2 separate regions of the Homo sapiens genome follow, and region 1 is linked to region 2. A link is a loop called in an ENCODE intact Hi-C map of the cell type or tissue named here. Cell type or tissue: heart left ventricle. All regions are shown on one strand.

Region 1 (8,000 bases), 620 kb after region 2:
CCCACCACTGGGGGCAGAGGAACCAGCTTGCTTTCCCCAGGGTGAACCGGTGGCTCAGGAGGCCTCCCTTTTGTGGCCCCTGCTTTCTGCCCAGGTGAGCAACTGGACCTGGGCAGCAGGTTGGCGTTGAGCAGATTGTGGGATAGTGTGCTGGGTTGTCCTGGGGTCACCTGATTACCTGGGTTTCTGGTGAGGGTCAGTGACTGAACCACTTTTGTACTTTGCCCATAGGTCCTTCAAGAGGAGCGATCCTGTTAATCCTTATCACATAGGTTCTGGCTATGTCTTTGCACCAGCCACCAGCGCCAACGACAGTGAGATATCCAGTGATGCGCTGACGGATGATTCCATGTCCATGACGGACAGCAGTGTGTGAGTATCCTGGCCACCCTTCCGTGGGCTTGCTTGGGAGTGGATGCCACCTGAGCACTTAGCCAGAATCGTCTGTCATCCTCAGCTGGCTTTGCAGACCGCACCTGTGCATGTATGGACATCAGTTTGGTGGGAGGGGAGTATGACAAGGGTATGGTGCTGATTAAGGAGGATGACATGGTCATCTGGGTAGGGTAAAGCTTAGAGCTTTGAAAGTTGGGAGGATATTGTAACAGAAGAAAAACTAAAGGACAGTAGAAGATTAGGATGAATGAATATTTATAGATTCCTTGAGTTTAAAAAACCTTCTTCTGGTTGTCATCATCTGGTTGTCCCTGTGGGAACAGTTGCTTGGCTGGTCCAGAAACCCAGGTATCCTGTCTGCAGAACCAACAGCTGGGAGACAAGGTGGCATTAGAAGGGTCTGTGTTTAGGTATTCATTGTTTTTGGAGGAAAAGGCATTGCAAGTGGGGGTGAGAAAGCCAGAAATCTCTAAAGAGCCACAGTGTGTAATGTTCCGCATTGTTTTGTTTTTAAATGGACATCGTTTATTCAGTAAGTGTGGGTGGAGTGTTAGATACTCTGTGTTAGATACTGAGGACCCTAAGTAGGGGCTCTCTCCAAAGTAGTGTCTGATCTGGATCTTTGGCAGACAGCCTTTGATTTTTGAAAGTAACCCAAGACATTGGCGTGGTCCGATGAGGTCAGAAGGCCCTTAGTCAAGGTAACATTTTGAATTTTAGGTCATTTGAAGTCAAGTCATGGCAATCTCTGTGGATGGACAGCAGTGATCCTCAGTGAGTCTCATGAGGAGGGATGTGTAGCTGTGGCCTGGGTATCCCTGTCTCCGGCTGTCCTTTGAGGTTTTGGTTCAGGAGACCCAGAGTGGAGCCTGGGGATAGGGGATGGGTAAAATTCCCCAAAGGCTTCTCACCCAACACCCGGTTGAGATTCATTGTTCCAGAAATGGTCTTGAAAGCTTTTCAATGTTTTGGAGTCAGAATTTCGCCTGCTAAAGGAACAATTTTGAAAGGCAAACCCATTGAACCGTGTAAGTTCTGGCACACTTATTTAGAGTTTGTTCCTTTTAGCTTCCTAAAACTGGACCATCTATTATTCCAGTTTGTTTGAAACTATCTGGTTTTTACTGGCCAATGTCCTGTTGCCTGGCCTGTGGCATGGGACCAGTTGGAGGGAAAGTTGATGAGGTGAGTTTGGGAACCTACTATTTATTTTGCTGGTGGCTTTTATTGTGTTACCTCAAATTCCCTTGTTAGTACAGGGAGAGATATCCTCAAGGTGAAAGTTTGAATTTTAATAAAAATAGCATTTTGGCATTAGTACACGTCTTTCATCCAATATGGAAACAGGAAAGTACACATCTTTCATCCAATATGGAGATATGAGAAGTTTCACAGAAGTGAGTTTTCCATATTGACTGAAATTTCGGTATCCATACTTGAAAAAATTGTGCTTTGATAATTTTTTGGTGGACATATTTCTTAGAATACATTTTGCTCTGTCATTATTGCATAGTATTAGACAGGGCATAATTTATCTCTCAGTTATCCAAATAATATCAAGATCTGTTTGTGTACTTTGTTGTGGTATTTCTCTCATAGGCAATGAGGGTGCATAGGGTTATCTGACCCTTTCCCCTTTGAAAAGTTTCTCTTTTCTCTTTTCATTCTCCCTGCTGTTGTGTTTTGCTGTCTGTGTGCTTGCTTCTAGCAAGCATTCCTCCTGTAGCATATATTACTTTGTGGATTGTGTGGGAATCTTAGCATTATGTGTAAAATAAGAGTAAGTTGAAATTGATTGAAGGCATTGAGTGAATCTCCTAAGTCAAATGCAGTTTACGTCAGACGATAAGACTTCTGTTTAGTTTTCTTAGAGACTATTTTTGGCTTGCTTCCTGGTCCTTGGCTGCATGTCAGTCCCCATCATTGAGGTGTTATTCTGGGTTCATGATGAGATAACTTGGGTGTAGTCCCATACTTATTTCTGTTTGATCCTCCCAAGACCCAATCAGGAAGGCAGGCAGGCAGATACTTGGGACTTTACAGATGAGGAAATAAGGCCTGGTGCTTCCACAGCCATGCACCTCTGAGACAGACTTCAGGTCCAGGCCAGACACAGGCCCTGTACTTTGCCCGCTTTGCCCTTCCCCCAGGCATGAGCGTTCTCAACATGAGATCTGTGAATAGGACCGGTTGGTCATGAGACCTTTGAGCCACTTTGGGTTTCTTTTATTTATATTTCTTAGTAATCAAGACTGCTTTTTAGAAAGACTGGTTCTGGGAGGGGTAGAAGGGAGCAGGTTCTAAGTTCTCCCCTGCAGCCTCCCCATTTACTTCCTCTTCTTTTATCCCCTTCCCAGAAGAAAAACTTTCTTTTATTTAGAGGTGACTTTAAAGCTTTCACCCTTCCCCCTTTAGCTGAAGCACTTTGGATTCCAAGCATGGGGGAGCCACTTTTCAGGGATCAGAAAGGTTACCTTTGCCAGTCCCTATTCTAGGTGGCAAGGGTTAGTGTGTAGTTCAGTGAGGTCCACTTGGATACAGAGACAGAACAGGTCAAGTCCCTCATGTAGCGGCTTTCTCTTTGGGGCACAGTAGATACCTTTGGGTTCCTGGTGGCAGAACCTGTGAGTATTAATAAGCCTATCCTGTGGCAAAGCTGCCTTGGATGGATAGTGAATAAACCAGGAAGCCAGGAGGAAGTGCTGCAAGGCCTAGAGACCCGTGGGCTCATGGTGTTGGCTCTGTTCGTCCTGGTGGTGTTGAGTGGCTCTGTGCCCTCTCCCAATCAAGTGCGCAGGTTATCAGATTAACTGTCACAGTTGTGCCCACCTGGGCATTTATACTAATTAGGAGTGCATTTGGCATCCATGTGGGGTCACTGTCTCTTGGGCATTGTCTCATGCTGCCTCTAGTGGGGCTCACTAGAAAACATCAGAAGGGTCTCCAGACTTGTTGGCACTGACTCAAGCTGCCATTGGGTGCCAGGCATGGGGGTCTCTGGGGCCCTCCCCACTCTGCTGCAAGCAGACTTGGCGATGCAATGTGTTCTCTGGCCGACTGGCCCTGGGTGTGTGTGATCCTGCCCAGCACCGGGCGGTCACCCGGGATTCCCAGGGCTGGGATCAGACCTCCTCTTCAGAACTCTGCCAATTGTAGGCCTCGTGCAGATGAGAGCGCCGGGCGAGAAATAAAGTGTGTGGGGGATGAAAAGCTGAACTGAATCGCTTTCAGCCCATTGTTCATCCCGGGAAGCTTAGAGGGGATAAGAGGGTAGCAGGCCCCTTTGAAATTTCCTTGAACAAGTGAATAGGAGCGCCCCATAAAGCATGAAAAGAGCCCTGGCTGTTTCTCCCGTCACAATGGCCAGTGCGGGCTGTGAGGGGCTGGGGAGGGGGGCTGGCTGCCCTGCTGGGAGCTGGGGAGGGAACAGGGCTGGGGAGGGGGGGAGAGGGAGAGAGGGGGTCACAGGCAGCCTTCAATAGACTCCAGAAGGTTGGAGTTCATTAGACACAAACCCAGGAAAGCAATCGTCTCATTTGCGACAGAACCAATTAAGTCCTGGGGGCCTTTGCAAGAGGCCTGGGTAGAAGTTGGGGCAGTGCTGGCCTGCACTTGGTTGGTTATTCCAGGGAGCCACATGCCGGGGCCTGAGTGTGCAGAGCAGGCAGGGGCTTTAAAGAAATCATTGCCTTCTCCCAAAGCCTACTGCTGACTTCTGTTTTCCTGCTAAGTAAAAAGTCCTGTTAAAGATGGCTGGGCATTTGGGCCTCTGAGAAGGCTGTTTTATGAGCCTGTTACTCTGAAACCTGCATTCTCGGAAGAAATGGCTTAATTTTTTTTTGAGACAGAGTCTCACTCTGTTGCCAGGCTGGAGTGCAGTGGCGCGATCTTGGCTCACTGGAACCTCCGCCTCCTGGGTAGCTGGGACTACAGGCGTGCACCACCACGCCCAGCTAATTTTTCTATTTTTAGTTGAGACGGGGCTTCACCATGTTGGCCAGGATGGTCTCGATCTCTTGACTTCGTGACCCACCCACCTCGGCCTCCTAAAGTGGTGGGATTACAGGCGTGAGCCACCACAACCTGCCAAAAAAAATTTTTTTAACGTTAACTGCCAGACTCCCACCAAAATCCTTGCAGCACTGGAGGCAGAAGGCTTGTGGGCCATTCCAGGGCATCAGGCTTAGAAGGATGGAGTAAAGAGGGTGAAAATGTCAGAAGCAGCAGACTCTTTGCCGCCCAAGTGTAGCCATGGTTAGATGTTGCCAGGAATCATGAAAGCTAAGTCAGTGGTGTGGAGGCCTTTGTCTCTTCTTTCTGCTAGGAGTTGCTCTTGTAATCAGGATCAGCTACGTTTGTATGTTGCTTCAGCTCTGAGTGTCCCCAAATCAGCACAAGATGATTTTTTGGTGTTTCACACAGGGAATGTCGCGAGTTATTTATTTGTATTTCTTTATATCTTATTTATGGGGGTTTACTTTGGACACCAGGAAATGCATCTGAGTGAACTTCAAATACTAACCTTTTCCTACAAACCAGGCTTTTGATGTTGGCTGTGATCAGAGGCTGCCTTCAGAGTGGTTGCCAAATGAAGATGCGAGTGGACGCATGTGTGCATGAGTCTGCTATTTCAAAGTCGCCAGAAAATGACATTCAGGTTAGGTCGGGCACGGTGGAGTCAAAAGGCTAAGCTAATTGGCTCGGCTCAAATGGCAGCTAAGTGGAGTCCACACTTCAAAACCATGCTCCCCAGAAACAGCTGGGCCCGGCAGCAGGCTCGTTAACTAAAATGTTTATAATTAAAGGAGACCGTATAGGGACCACAACTCTGGTGCTCTCCAGCCCACAGGCTTGAGCAGCCAGGAAACTGATCACAGACTTTTAGAGCTTGAATAAAAGAAGAGAGGCCCCCTTTTGGAATGAGGGGCTGTTTTGGAAGAAGATTCTTGGCTGGAGGGAATTAAAGCCACATTTCCTTGAAGGTGCCTGTTAAGCCTTTCTGAGCCTCTACAGGCTGACATCTTCCTTTTCTGCTCTGGTTACAAGTTGCCTTTCCAGCAGTTTAGTCCTTCACCTGCCCTGGGTAATGGAGTGTGTGTGGTGGTGGTGGTGGGGGATGGGGGGCGGGGTATGAGGTGCTTATGAAATCATTTGTTCCTTTTGCCTTCAATATTGCAGTTATCTACTCCCCTCCCCATCCCTACCCCCATCCTGTTTTTTTTTTTTAACCTTATTATATGGAAGAAGAAAAAGAGGCATAAAAGCTCTACCACTGACTTTCATCTGGGAGAAGGAAGAGTGAAAGCTACCAGTGGAAATGTCAAGAGTCTTGGAGGGGGTGGACGGGGGACTCTTCTAGGACTCTTGAAGCCTTATGTCACTTGTGTCATGGTGGGGTCCATGGAGTGCTTGACTCCTGCCCCCAAGACTGTCAGGAACAGGGCTGAAGCAGAGTCATCCACTGTCTAAGTCCCTAGAAGAGAGATGGAGGATAGACATTGTCTTACAGCCCTAGGGCAGCAGAATTTGGTTAGACCAGCATGAGCCCAATCTGTGGGATACCGCCACCCCTACCATACAAGGTATCTTAGGTGAGAGATGGGGATATTCAGCATGGCTTGGGAACCACCTGGCGAGCCCCATAGCTAGTGAGTACTAGGTGGTTGGGGAGGACTTCCCAGAAAATTCCACAAATTTCCCCCTCATGCCTTATCAATGTCAGGTGACTGCGTGGGGCTTAGGAAATGGCATCTCCACATTAAGACCATCAGGAAGCTTGACTGCTGATTGGGGCTGGGAAGGGCATCTTATTGAAATGACCAAGTGTAGGTTGTTACAGATGCCTGTTCTGGAGTCCAGCAGTGGCTTGGGTATGAGTTGTCAATCTGCTACTGACTGTAACACTAGGTGAGCTATTGAGCATTTCTGGTCATCTGTAAAATGTGGCTCATTAAGGTTCTTATGAGAATGAAGTCTGATTATAGGTCCAATGTCTGACGTACAGTAGGGACTCGGTATCTATGAGCTGGCATTCTCAGGTTGGCATCAGTTGCCTTGGGTGCGATTTGGTTTCTGGTCAAGCCAGGCATGCTTATAAGTCCCGTTTTCAGCTACCCAAGGTGAAGACACAGAGTTTTGATAAATAATCTTTAGGTGGGCTTGGTCAGGTGCCGAGCCTCATGAGTAGGAGGCTGTTTCTCAGTCATGAGTAGAAGACGTGTTTCTCCAGCACTGGTCAGCCAGCTGCTGCGAATCCTTCCCACAGTGCTCTGTCTCTGCTCCATACTTACCTTTCTTTGGGGCAGTACTCACACTTGGGGGTAAGTTGTTGCTCTGGATACTGATCTCTCTTCTCTCCCTTCCCTACTCACCTCAGTGCAATTATCGTTTATGCACTCCTTAGCCAGGGTTTGGTTAACATACATTGGTTTGTTGATCTATTGGAATCTTCATTGTCCCTTGTGTTCCTGTTTTCTGACCTAGGTCAGTAGACTTCCTGAAAATGCAGCTATTTAGAATTCTAGGGCATTTCAGATAAGGAGCTAGAGGTTGACTAGTTACTCCTGGCTTGCCCCCTGGGTATTTTTAGACATTGCTAATTATCCTATTTTTCTTCCACCCTATGATGAACCAGACATTGGGGAAAGGGAAGTAGCCAAACACCCAATTTCAATATTTACAGCCTCCAAGTATGATTCATTATGAAAATGTTTGCACCCTGAGGCTTTTGTAAATAAGTGGCCTCCTGAAGGGACATCAATGGGAAAATAGTCACACCTTGACCATTCTGCTTTTAAGAAGGAAATTCTTTCTGGAAAAAATCATGGCAACTCTAGGTCATAGTTGTAGTGAACACTAGCTGGAGTGGCAGCTTTTTAAAAATTCTTCTACTTGTTAATGTTTTGTTTTTAAAAATATAATGGATAGGGGCCCATACTTCTTCAGGTCTTTGCCCAAAGGTCCCTTTCTCAATGAGGACTTGACACCCACATCCAATTTAAATTTGCAGCTTACCCACTCACCAGTGATTCTCCTTTTCCTGCTGTGTATTTATTCATAGTACATATCACTAACATACTATTTTTTATTTTGTTCATTGCCTGTGCCTCCCCATTAGAATGTAAACTTCAAGAGGGCAGTTGTTTGAATTATGTATCCACTTTGTCTACTGCTCTCTTGCCTAGTGCCTAGGAGAAGATCTGGCACATAGTAGGTGCTAATCTTTAAATGGATTGCACAGACCACCACATAGTAGGGGCTTTTCTCTTCATGCCCACATTGGTCATGTGTCTTTGAAAATTCATTGGTTGGGGGTGGTAGGGTTTGGAGCTGAGAGAAGGGGCCTAAATGTTATATATTCTTTTTATTAATCACGCTGTACTGGTTTATAAAAAGAAATACATTTGGAAATGACTAGGAGGTTGACTTGGAGAGTTATGCATGCTTCACTAATGCCTGATTTAGCCCTCTGTAGGTTTGGTTCTTATCCCTACAACTTTCTGCCCTGGCCCTATCCATAAGGCACTGGTTCCTGGTTTGAAGCAGTGGGAACAAGTGGGAGGACCAGTGGGGCCTGAGAATCTCCTACTTAGGGCACCTGTAAA
Region 2 (8,000 bases):
ATGGCAATGGTAATGGGATATTATTCCCAGGATTACATTACTTCATCTTGCCAGTAGACTTGCTGTCATTCCGTTTGCTGGTTTTGGAAAATGCAGCTGCCACAAATCATACATGAATCAGATAGCCATAAGGAACGGAATGCTGCTGACATCCACACAAGTCGGGAAGTGAATCCTTCCCTAGTTGAGCCTCTAGATGAGAACCCAGGTCTGGTCCAATCATGATTGCAGCCTTTTGTGGCCCTAAACAGAAGACCCAGTTCAGCTGTGCCTGGACTTCTGACCTGCAGAAACATGAGAACATTTATGTGTGTTGTTTAAAGCTGTTAAATTTGTAATAATTTGTTATAAAGCAATAGATGACTAGTACAGTCTTTATCCTCATTTTGGAAAAGTATGCAATCTATATATATAATACATGTTTATAAAAACCTCAATATAGAAATATTTAGAGTAAAAAGTCACAATCCTTCTGTGTCCTCTTTATCCCACTTTGGAGTGGTAATCACCATTAACAATTTTGTGCATATCATTTTACAATAGACATCCACACCTATATAATTAAGAAATTACAGGCCGGGTGCGGTGGCTTATGCCTGTAATCCCAGCTCTTTGGGAGGCCAGGGCGGGCGGATCACAAGGTCAGGAGTTCGATACCAGCTTGGCCAATATGGTGAAACCCCGTCTCTACTAAAAATACAAAAAAATTAGCTGGGCATGGTGGTGGGTGCCTGTAGTCCCAGCTACTCGGGAGGCCGAGGCAGGAGAATCGCTTGAACCCAGGAGCCAGAGGATGTAGTGAGCTGAGATTGCACCACTGCATTCCAGCCTGGGTGACAGAGTGAGACTCTGTCTCAAAAAAAAAAAAAAAAAAAGAAGAAATTAAAAATTGGCTCATAATGTACATACTGTTCTGAGACTTGCTCTTTTTTTTACTCAGCTATGTCTTAAACCTGTATCATGTGGACTTCTAAATTACAGATAATCCATAATGTGGATATACTATAATTTAATCTGTCTCTTCTGCTTTTAATTTTTTATTGTTATAAAGAATGCCTGAGTTTACATCCTAGTAATCCATCATCAGGCACCTTATTTAAAAATGCACCCAGGGTTTGTTTTAATCAGACATTATACGATGACAGACATAGAGACAAGTTGCCTTTGAAAGAAGAGTTTATTTCTCACAGTTTCCAAGAGGAGGGAGGCATGCCACACCATGCAGGCCATGTGGAGAAGCACAAGGGTTGGTCAGGAGGCAGAAGTAGCAAGGAGAAGCATGGGTGAGAGCCTTTTTATATAGTGGTGGGATGTTCCCTATTGGACAGAAAGTGAAATACCGATGTTGGGGTTTGTAGTTGGAGGGTTTGTAATATAATTTCCAAGTGCCCACAAAAAGACAGGAATGGTAAGGATGTGGACAACTTTGGCTGTTAGTTTGGTCCATGATTTCAAGATGCCAAATTATCAGTTAGAATATCAAGAAGGATTATTATATGCCTGCATCTGTTTTGGGCTATTATGGACTCCTAGGTGAGAAATTGCTTTGTTGGTGGAGTTATTAGTTGGTTCAACATCTTGTGCAATGGTTAAAAATATATATATATATACACACACACACACATATATACATATATATACACACACATATATACATATATATACACACACACATATATACATATATACACACACATATACATATATACACACACATATATATACATATATATACACACACACACACATATACACATATATATACACACACATATATATAGGTTATTATGGCAAGATCTAATAGGATAAAGTTAAAAAGAAGTACATAAAGTATAGGAAGCTTCCGTTTGTGTTTGTGTATATGTGTTTTAGAGGCTCTGTGGATACATATGTGTTCGTGTGCAGGGAATCTTTCTGGGTACCACACATGAAACTGTTAAAGGTGGTTAGCTTTAGGGATTTGGACTAGTTTGGAGTGTACATTTAAAAACGTTCTTGTAAAAAAAATGTGTCTATGGTATTTCTAATAATCACACTCTTATTTTGATAGATACTGTTCAGTTGCCTTCTGAAATATCATCTTGTTAAAATGTTTGTGCATACACATTGCAAATTAATAAATTTGTATAACAGATATATATACATTTAAACATAAAAATAAAAAATTTTCTAGTAAATAAATGTTTGTGGATTCCACTTGTATTTCTAATTTGTGAAAGCAGAGGCCAAGTGAGGCAAGTCATACCATTTATGGATCTCCTACTGCATGCTAGGTACTGTTCTAGAAATCTTTTCCAAGTCATCAGATTGAATCCTCTCTATAGTCCAGTGAGGCTGACATCATTGCCCTTTTGTATTTATAGACAAGATAACAGCTTCAGGAAAGTCCAGTGACTTTTCCAGTGATGGATCCAATATTGGAATGCAGGGCCTTATGATTTCACACCCATGTTCTTTCTAGTGTATCATATAGGCATAAGTACTTTATGCAGCAAATATGGAAATTTCAGTTTTATCTGTTTTTTTCCACTTGTGCTGCGTCAGCAATCCTGGGCAGCTATACCTTTGTTTTTGGTTATTTCTAGGTTGAGCTGAAAGAAAGCAGTTTGCCTTTGTTCACATTCCACTTCTGACACTTGGCAACCATCTGTCCTCAGGCAAGTTACTTAATTTCTCTAAACCCCAGTTTCATCACTCGTAAATGGAGATAGTGGTAGTACTAACTTCGGGGTTAGTACTACCACTATCTCCATTTGCAAATGGAGTTGTAAGGACAAAGTGAAATAAGACGTGTAGAGCCCTTGACAGAGGGCCTGTTAAGTGTTAGCTGCGGCTACCACCATCATCACTGGTATGGTGATCATTATTGTAATAGTTCATCAGGGCCTTGCTTGTTAGATTGTTTGACCATGCTTTTGCTTCCCTAATTACTAATCCTCCCAAAGGGTATTATCTTAAAGTCTGTTGGTCATTAATTATTTTCAGTTACTAAAAGTCATTTTGTATTCCCTGAGAAAAATAAATTATGACTCTGCAGAAAGGTTATGATTGTAAGTATGAATCCTGCACAATATCAAAATAAAGAATGGTAATTCTATTTTAAAAGAGGCTTTATAGGAATCTTTAAACAATGTAATAGGCCTCTTTTTCAAGGATAGAAGGAACACACAGTGGCTGGCCTCATTGTTTACATTTTTTCACGCCATATATTTGAAGCTGCCTAAGTAACTGTGTGTTTTTTTTTTTTTTTTTTTGAGATGGAGTCTTGCTCTGTCACCCAGGCTGGAGTGCAGTGGCACGATCTCGGCTCACTGCAACCTCTGCCTCCCGGGTTCAAGCGATTCTTCTGCCTCAGCCTCCTGAGTAGCTGGGATTACAGGCGTGTGCCACCACGCCTGGCTAATTTTTTTATTTTTATTTTTAGTAGACACGAGGTTTCATCGTGCTGGCCAGGCTGGTCTCGAACTCCTGACCTCAGGTGATCCCCCTCCCTCGGCCTCCCAAAGTGCTGGGATTACAGGTGTGAGCCACCGTGCTCGGCTGGTAACTAATATTTTGATTTTAGTTCACATCATCTATATATTCTTCATGCTTTATCTCAAAGAACACAAAAGTAATAGGTTGTATTCTTGCTTTACAATTCTGTGAAAAATGTTTTGAAGCTTCTTGTTAATGGCTTGTAGTAATTTTATGTCTTTTCAGTGAAGTATACGTGGTCTGGTAGCTTATCACCAAAGTGCAGTGAGGTTCTGGGATAGGGAAAGATGTAAAAAAATGATTTAATAGCACTTATTATTTTTACTGAAAACTTTGATTAAAAGTTAGGGTAGGGTGAAGAGGAGTAATGTTAAATAAACCCTGACCTTTAAACACTGCTTTACAATGGAAGAAACACGTTGCTTCTGCTTATTTGAGAGGAATTTATTGATGAAAAAGAAGGCATTTAATTAGGTGCCATTTTATTAGGAGCCTACACCAGATTGCTTAGGATTTCTAGGAGAGTGCAAATAATTATTATTAACTACCTACTATTTTTACCATATCAGATTTAGGCTAATTTTATATAAATTATATTTATCTTTTAACTCATGTTGGGTCATCTAAATAATACATGTGTTCATACCTGTAAGAAAGAACTTGGAGAATAATTATCCTATTTTAAATAATTATAGAGGACTATAGTTTTTACATCTTTGCTTTAATGAGATTTTGCCATGGGTTATTTGATGCTAGATTTTAGTTTGGAATGAAGATTCTAATTATGGTCCTGCCCTTATGGAAAATGTGACTTGCTTTATAATGATCCTCTTTATGATATGGTTTTCCAGGAATGCATTGTGGCAAAAAGCTGGGATTCTGTATGTCTTACCCCAATATAGCTAGCATTTCATTTGTGTGTGCAGTTTAATAACATGGCCAGCAGATGGTGATCAAGTATAATGAAAACCCACTTGTGGTTGAAGAAGTTAATCTATGTGAGCAAACATTTTTCACTTTAAAAATATTGATTTAATTTTTTAGTCTGGGCATGCAAAAGAATCTTTTTACTTTGTTAAACTCCACTTTTATATGTAAATGATACTATATAACATTATAAATTGCTCCTCCTGAAATTGTTGGATAATTTAGCAAGGAGCCAATCAATACCTTTCCTTCTTAGTAAAACCTTCTTAAATATTACCTGCCAAAAGTACATTCATTTTATTTGTGAATAACCCTGATGTTTGGGCAGATATGTGTTCTACAGCAGTACTGTTCAATAGAACTTTCTGATGGTAATGTTCTATAGGCGGCACTGTCCAATACAGTCGCCACCAGTAAACGTGACTATTGAACACTTGAAATGTGGCTGGTGTGATTGAAAAACTGAATTTCTAATTTTAATTAACTTAAATAGCCACATGTGATTAGGGGCTACTGTGTTGGGCAGAACAGTACCAGATCCGAATCTTCTGCTTGGCCATTGCAAAACCTGACTGACCAGATGGAGAGCTGGTGGCCTGTTCTCTGTCTCGGTGGGGATGTGGGGTAGGAATGGGGACTAGGGCTTGGGTGCTGGTGCATAGAAACTGGCTCTGCCACATGGGAGACCTTTCTTCTGTGCTTACTTGCATTTCACGGGCAGCTCCCTTTTTTGGTGATGATCACCCATGATCAACATCTAGTTGCTCTTGGTCAATTTCTGCTGTCAGAGGAGCTCCTACTAACAAAAAAGAAACTGTTTATAAATAAATATACACACACACACACACACACACACACACACACACATATATGTGTGTATATATATATATATTTTTTTTGAGATGGAGTTTCACTTTGTTGCCCAGGCTGGAGTGCAATGGCACGATCTCGGCTCACCACAACCTCTGCCTTCTGTGTTCAAGCAATTCTCTGCCTCAGCCTCCTGAATAGCTGGGATTACGGGCGCCTGCCACCACGCCCAACTAATTTTTGTATTTTTAGTAGAGACGGGGCTTTACCATCTTGGCCAGGCTGGTCTTGAATGCCTGACGTTGTGATCCATATGCCTCGGCCTCCCAAAGTGCTGGGATTACAGGCATGAGCTACCATGCTGGCCATTTTTTTTTTTTTTTTTTTGAGATAGAGTTTCGCACTGTCGCCCAGGCTGGAGTGCAGTGGCGCGATCTCCCCTCACTGCAACCTCTGCCTCCTGGGTTCAGTGATTCTCCTGCCCCAGCCTCCCGAGTAGCTGGGATTACAGGTGCCCGCCACCACGCCTGGCTAATTTTTGTATTTTTGGTAGAGACGGGGTCTTGCTATGTTGGCCAGGGTGGGCTCCAACTCTTGACCTCAAATGGTCCTCCCGCCTTGGCCTCCCAAAGTGCTGGGATTACAGGCGTGAGCCACTGTGCCTGGCCAAATCTGACTAATTTGACAATCTTTTATACAATGGACACTTGCTGATAGACACTTAACCTTGTACTCTAGAAATAGGACTGCTACATAAATGAGAAGTGAAAACTGCTTGTTAGAGTACACAATAAAATACAACATTTCACACATATAAAACCTCTTAGCTACTCATTAATTTTCAACATTAATGTGCTAATTAAATGTCACTCTTAGGTATTTACTAAGATGAGGCCAAGTGGCAACTATTTGTAACTGGGATGGAGCAGCTTTGAAAATAATGGTCCTTGGGCCATTTAGGCTTTTTTCTCCCCCAGTAAGTCAGCTTTCTGACAATTTAGTCACATTTCTCTTTTTCTTTCTTTTAATGAGTGAGGCTTTGTAATGACATCTTTTAATTTCACAAGTTTCTGTTTGTCAGGTAATATTGAACAGTTTGGGTTGTCCTTTTTAATAAACAAAAATGGATAACAGCTTATATTTTAACATTTAATTTTAATGAAATTTAAATATTGAGTGTTCTAAGTCAGAGATATATTAATAAACAATGATTTAAATGTACGATTTTTAAATTTGTTTTTATTTTTAAGTTTTAAAATCAAGTGTGCCATTTTAAAGTAAGTAGTTGGAAATACGAAGTCTTAAAGTGTTTATGGATCTGTGCTCACCTTTTTCTAGTTTTGTTAAGCATCTCATTTTTTTTCATTTAGTTTTCTTTTTCTTTCTAATAAAGTTCTTTTTGAAAAATTAAAATAAGTATGTTGTGGATTTTTGGAAGTTATTTTCATTTTTTAATTTTCAGCATTATTTGATACTTTACTGGATTATTAATTGTTATTTATTTTTATGTTTCATAAGTATATTTAGTAATATACCCAAAGAAGACTGTTCTGCAGATGGTATATAACAATATTACCTGCTGCTCAGATAAATGAAAAGACAGAAAATCAGAAGTTCTCATTTTGGTTTTCTGATAATTTGTAATTCAGTAGTTGTATTACTCTTAAAATATTTTACAGCTGTGAAACATAGCATGCATGCAAAAAACATGTACAGTGCATAGGTACACTTTAAAGAGCCACTAGAAGATAAGCATTTCTATACTTTCAACCTAGCCAATAAATAGTATATTACAGTTCTCCAGAAGACCGCTGGGTACCCTTCTCCGATTGCCTCTTCCCTTTGCTTGAGAGGAAATTACTGTCCTGTATTTTGTGTTAATCAGTTATTTACCTCTCTATTTTGAATTTCATGTAAGTGGAATCATACTGTATATATTATTTTGAGACTTGCTCCTTTAACTCATCATATTTTTCAGATTTATCCATGTTAATAAATATAGCTATAGTTCATTCTTTGTCTTTTGGTAAAATGTTAAAATCAAAATACAACACACATACAACAAGACACATCAAAGTGTAAAGCTTGATGAAGTTTTACAAAATGTATATATCTGTGAAATCTCTTTCCAGGTCAAGATAGAGAATATAGCTACCTCCCCAGAAACTCTTTCTTGCTCTCTCCCAGTCATTTATCACCTCTTGAAGAAGGAACCACTATTCTGTATTATGTTACCATAGATTCGTTTTCATTGTTTTTGATTCATAAAGCGTGTTCCCTTTTGTTTCTGTCTTCTTTTGCTCAACATTATGTTGTGAGATTGATCCATGTTGTTGCATTTAGCAATGGATTTTTAAAATTATTGTATGAATATATCACAATTTATATATCCATTGTACCATGGTTGGACTTTTGGTTTTTGACATTACAAGTGATTCTACTGTGAATACTCTTTTACATGTCTCTTAGTACACAAGTATACACATTTTTTTGAGTGTTGACTTAGAAGTGTAATCATAGTAGGCACTGCTGATAAAATTTCTCAAAGTGGCTGTACCAGTTTACATTTCCACTAGCAAGATTGAAAGTTCCCATGGCTCTCCATCCTTGCTGAAACTCGGTTTGTAAGTTTTTAATAATTTTAGCAATTCTGGTATGGCAGATGTATAGTTTGAATTTGCATTTTCCTTCATGACTAATGATATCAAGATCTTTTTTAATGTTTATCGATGATTTGGATATCCTCTTATGTGAAGTTTCTGGTTGAGTCTTTGATCTTTTTTAAG

The links. A loop is a pair of places that touch in the nucleus more often than their neighbours do. Peaks named below come from ENCODE experiments on the same cell type or tissue, not always from the same donor. Only the 100,000 strongest peaks of a DNase experiment are listed, where the experiment ranks them.
Region 1: it touches region 2 in a loop (2.5-fold over the local background); 24 of 110 quality-filtered maps call a loop at or near these places.

What each region holds. Positions count from the first base shown.
Region 1 is chr17:65,541,892-65,549,891 of GRCh38, reverse strand. AXIN2 (axin 2) reads left to right here. Exons shown (of 11, transcript NM_004655.4): 3 at 232-372. Among named protein-coding and RNA genes, the nearest start is that of AXIN2, 16 kb to the left of the region's middle. RefSeq lists a silencer at 7,035-7,235. In heart left ventricle, no CTCF peak of the experiment used is centred here; a DNase peak (open chromatin) is centred at 3,476; H3K27ac peaks cover 4,432 bases.
Region 2 is chr17:66,162,158-66,170,157 of GRCh38, reverse strand. The region is part of intron 4 of CEP112 (centrosomal protein 112); the gene reads left to right. Among named protein-coding and RNA genes, the nearest start is that of CEP112, 26 kb to the left of the region's middle. In heart left ventricle, a CTCF peak has its summit at 4,422 (motif pointing right); no DNase peak of the experiment used is centred here.